Linked DNA regions of Homo sapiens: region 2 is linked to region 1. Evidence: chromatin loops called from intact Hi-C (ENCODE). Cell type or tissue: PC-3. All regions are shown on one strand.

The links. Peaks named below come from ENCODE experiments on the same cell type or tissue, not always from the same donor. Only the 100,000 strongest peaks of a DNase experiment are listed, where the experiment ranks them.
Region 2: it touches region 1 in a loop (2.2-fold over the local background); 2 of 110 quality-filtered maps call a loop at or near these places.

Annotation. Positions count from the first base shown.
Region 1 is chr14:68,083,458-68,085,957 of GRCh38, forward strand. All of the region lies in intron 7 of RAD51B (RAD51 paralog B), which reads left to right. Among named protein-coding and RNA genes, the nearest start is that of RAD51B, 260 kb to the left of the region's middle. In PC-3, a CTCF peak has its summit at 1,002 (motif pointing right); no DNase peak of the experiment used is centred here.
Region 2 is chr14:68,017,578-68,020,077 of GRCh38, forward strand. All of the region lies in intron 7 of RAD51B (RAD51 paralog B), which reads left to right. Among named protein-coding and RNA genes, the nearest start is that of RAD51B, 200 kb to the left of the region's middle. In PC-3, no CTCF peak of the experiment used is centred here; a DNase peak (open chromatin) is centred at 1,174.

The DNA of each region.
Region 1 (2,500 bases):
GGTTTTGATACTCGATCACTGGAGTATTCTTTTCCCCTAAATTTTGCGCTCGTTGTATCATAACTGCTGGTTTCTTAGCCTACTCTGATGTTGTGCAGAAAATTGTACAATACTTAAAAACGTGATATCTAGGAAAGAAAATTAGTAGAAAAAAGCCATTAGAACTGATATATATTAGCATTGGTTTGGTGGTTACTTATTAAAGATAAAAATGGAGAATATTTCATATTTCTTGATAGAAAAAAAGTAAGTTGCCATTCATGCAAGTAAATCATATTAATTTAGGTTTTTGGCATTTTTTTTGTTTTCTGAGAGAAACATGAAGAGTTCTGCTTATTTATTTTTTATCTTGAGAATGGGAACACATTAACAAGTACAAGCGACAATAAAACTTACTCCATAACTACATTATGAACTATATTAACTTACTCTACAACTCGATAACCAACATTATGGTTGGTTAAATAAAGAGAGTGAAAAAGACAGAGAGGGAACGTGAGAAAGAAACAATCTTTTTGTTTCCCAAAGCTGTAAGAAGCAATGATAAGACATTGAGTGTGTACGTGTGTGCATGTTGGGGTATTTTAGTATTGTGTTTATTTTTGTTGGGAGTGAGCAGAAAATGAAGCCTTCAGTAAAGAAATTAATAAATCTTATTAGAACTTGTTGTAAATATTTTTTAAATTCCTAAAGTTGGAACACTAAGGCATTATTTAAACTTTATCTCTGTTTTTTAAAATCTGAGAAACCCATTAACTTTTACCCTAGAAAATGGAAAGTGTCATATCTCATTTTACAGAGGAAGTTAACAGGTTTATTGTCTTGTTGTAACATCCTAATCCTGTGACATTTTGAAATAGTGCTTTTGGTAGTGCCTTGTTTTTGAAACTATAGACCTCTGGGGCACTATGGACATTTTGTACTAGATAATTCCTTGTCACTGGGGGCTGTTCTGTACATTGTAGGATATTTAGCAGCATCTCTGACTTCTACCCACTAGATGCCAGTAGCAGCACTCCCTTGGGGGACAAAATTGTCCCCAGTTCAGAACAACTGCTGTGGACATACATGGTGGTCCTACACAACTGGAGTTTAAATATGGATCCTGAACAGCTTTCATCAGTCTGATGCACTTCCCCAATATTTGTAATCATGAGGAGCAGAGCAAAACAAAGGCATAAATGTTGGGGTAATATTTTGTTTTCCAAAGACCACTGCTCAATTTGGGGGAAATTTTTGAAGAAACAGCAAAGGTAACCCTTGGAGTCTGGATTGGTTGGTTGGTTGATTGATTCATTCATTCAACAAAAATATATTGAACCCCTGCTATATATATGCCTGCCTCAATACTGATGACTTGTACGCTGCTGTGTGTGTCTTATGGCAGTATGTTAAAAAAAATCCGTGGATAATAAGTCTGATGGTAGACCAGTTAAGAAGCTGCTAGCTATAACATTGGTGAGAAATGATGGTTGCCTGGGTTTTGGTAGTGACAGTGGAATTATAAGAAATTTTATACAGAGATATTTAGAAGGTAAAACATTAGGATTTGGTGATTAACTGGAGAAAGGAAGGCGTCAAGAATAATTTCCAGGCTTTCATTAAGATGAGGACTAGAGTAGGAAAAACTGTCCTTTCTTTTGGAATAGGAGCAGATAATTGACTTCAGCTTTTGACATTTCCAATTGGAGCTGCCTTTGAGACATCCACAAGGAAGAGTTAGACAGTGAACTTGGGAAATAAATGGATTGTGTCTGTTTTGTTCCTTATTGTACCTCCTGTTCTTTAGACAGTGTCTGCATTTCTAGAGACACAGAGAGATTTAGGCTGGATGTATAGATTGGGTGTTCTTCAGGGTATATAGCTAGTTTAATTGAAATCAAGGAAGTAGATAACATTATCCAAGGAGAATGCATAGAGAAGAGGGCCTAGTATAGCAACCTTATGAGCAGCTTTTTCAAGGGACTGAAGAGAGGAGGGACTGGAGAAGTATGAGGAAAATCAGGAGTGTATAGTTAAGGAAGCCAAAGGAAGAGAGAGTTTGAAAAAGAAGGGAGTGTTTTATGGTTCTGAATTCAGCTAAGAGTTCAAGTAAAATACAAAAAGATTGTTTAAATTAAAAAAGCCATTGGATTTTGTAACTAAAAAGCATCAGTGGCCTTTTAGAAGCCTTTTTGGTAGTCTGGTAGTTTCAGGAGTTCAGTAAATTTGGTTAAAGAGTTAAGTGGGAGGTGATTGGATAGGATCATGGGAGGTGGGAGGTCATACTTTCATGCATTCTGGCTACAAAGAAGAGACTGAAGATGGTATGTGAAGGTGGTATTGAAATGGGAAAAGTTCCCTTGTCCCCCTTGCAGGGCGTGCCACAGTGGGGAGTGGCTCGCTTCTTCAGTGTCCTGCTGCTCAAACCTCTAGGGGAGGCTAGATGGGCAGGCTGTAGGGCTCTGACCCCATGGCAGCGTCTAGGGGTGAATGTTTACAGCTGAAGCCCCAGTGGGCG
Region 2 (2,500 bases), 66 kb before region 1:
AATGCTGAGTTCATTTTGCCCCTAGATTTTATTTACAGTCTATCATAGATTTTCATGGAGGATTTTAAAGTTTGAATTTTTCAAAAGTATCCTACATTACAAAATAAATTTTAGGCCAGGCATGGTGGCTCATGCCTGTAATCTCAGCACTTTGGGAGGCCAAGGCAGGCAGATCACGAGGTCAAGAGATTGAGACCATCCTGGCCAACTTGGTGAAACCCCATCTCTACTAAAAATATAAAAATTAGCTGAGTGTGGTGGCACGCACCTGTAGTCCCAGCTACTCGGGACGCTGAGGCAGGAGAATGACTTGAACCCGGGAGGCGGAGATTGCAGTGAGCTGAGATCGTGTCACTGTACTCCAGCCTAGTGACAGAGCAAGACTCCGTCTCGAATAAATAAATAAATAAATAAATAAATAAATTTTAACTGCAGAATTACCTATTTAAAAAGCTGCTTAGTAGTTAAGTAGCTGATTGTCCCTTTAAAACAATTGATAGTTATATTGTTCTAAAATTGAGTCTGGGTCTGTGTGTCCCACATTCGTGTCTAAGCTATGCATTGTTAAAATTTTATTTGACCATTTATAGCTTGTCTCACTTTGTGAAGGAATTTTTCAGACCTTTTCAAAATACATTTAAATATAAGCAGATAATCTAATTTTACACACTTCCTGTCCCCTTTTTAATCAGTAATTGGTTAACTTCAATAGACAATTTAGACAAGCTAAGCTTCTGTGTAATTTTTCTCCCTAAAGATTAAGATTTGATGAAATAAATAATCTGTAGCGTACCTTGTAGAAGGAAAATGCTTTCCTAATTACTTTTTAAAGGTACTAATTTAAATGTCACAGCAAGTTCTGTTAAGGTTTTACTTCTATTTTAAGGTTGTAATATCTGTTACCACTCTATTTACTTGGTGTGGGCGAGTTTCAACAAGGATTAGATTTTTTAAATTAATTCTCTATATTTTTATGGGGGAGAAATTGAAGCATTCCATTATATTGTAGGAATTCCCGGAACTTCTTAGTATTCCTTTTCTACCTTGTTAAACCATTAATTTGTTTCTATCTTATTCATTTTACTTGAAGACTTAAACATTTCTGTATCACTGACAGCCACTCAAACAGTACTCATAAAAAATGTGTCATAAACATGTACTGAGTCAAGTAGCAAAACCTTTTAAATTATTCAGCTTTTTATGTGTCTGGATTTTGAGTCATAGACTTGTGTGTGCCATGGGGTATAATGAATGGGTAATGGACTTTGGAGTAAATAAGCCTAAGTTCAAAGTCTGATTCTTCCATTTACCAGCTGTGAAAACTTGGGTAATTATTCTTTGGGCCTCAGACGCATCTCTGAAATGAATATAATAATCCCTAGCTTGTGGAGTTGCTGAGAGGATTAGAGATAAAATATGTAATGTTCCTTGCATATAGTAAGCATTCAATACATGGTTAGTTATTAGGCATTCAGTAATAATTGAGTGGATGACTGCTTCAGGGAAAATTTGGTGGCTGATTTACTGAAACACCCAGTAAACATATATGAAAAAAAAAAACACACCAAAACTGACTTTTAGTTAGAACAGTTTAGAGAAACTGAGAGTCAGTTTATAAAGGAGCCTTGCAAGGAAACTGAAAAGGTGAAATAGACGGGAACAAAACCTACAGAGTACCGCTGCAGTGGAGAAAAGAAGTTTCAGAATGCTAGAATGGTGGCAGTGGCAAATTCTATAGTGAATTCAAACAAGAAGGTCAATAATTGGTCATCTCTGGATTTGGTCACCTTTGTTATTTCCCAATTTCTGTATATTCTTTTTATGATCATGGTTGACAAAAGTATAGCGCTGAACATAAGACATGCTAGGAAGGAAAATGATTTAGGAGGTACAGTTGATTCTTGAAAATCATGGGTTTAACTGCATGGGTCCAATTATATGTAGATTTTTTTCAAGCAAATTTCCATTGCAAATACAGTATTTATGAGATGCAAAACCTGCATGTATGGAGGGCTGACATTTCATATATGTGAGTTCCAGAGGGTGGACTTTGGAACTTGAGTGTGTGTGGATTTTGGTATATGTGGTGCAGGAGTGGCCCTGGATCCAATTCCCAGTATATGCCAAGGGATGACTGTGATTTTATCAGTTAAGATTAGGATGACTGCGTATAACAAAAAAAGAGACATCTATCTTATTTCTTGTTCGTTCTTACCGTATTGCCACATTGTCCAATATGGCTGCTAGAGATTCAGCCATTGCATCAGTATTACAGCTGGCAGGAGGAGAAAAGACCAAAAAGAATGTGCCCCTTCCCTGTAAGGACATTTCTGGGAAGTTACACATTGCACTTTCTCTTTGGCTAAAATTTAGTTCTATGGCCACAGCTAACTGCAAGAATGACAACCAGAAATATTGTCTTTTGGCTGAGCATAGTGTACCCAGCTAAGCTTTGGGGTTCTTATTTTTAGGAAGCAGAGGAAAATTACCAGATCATAAC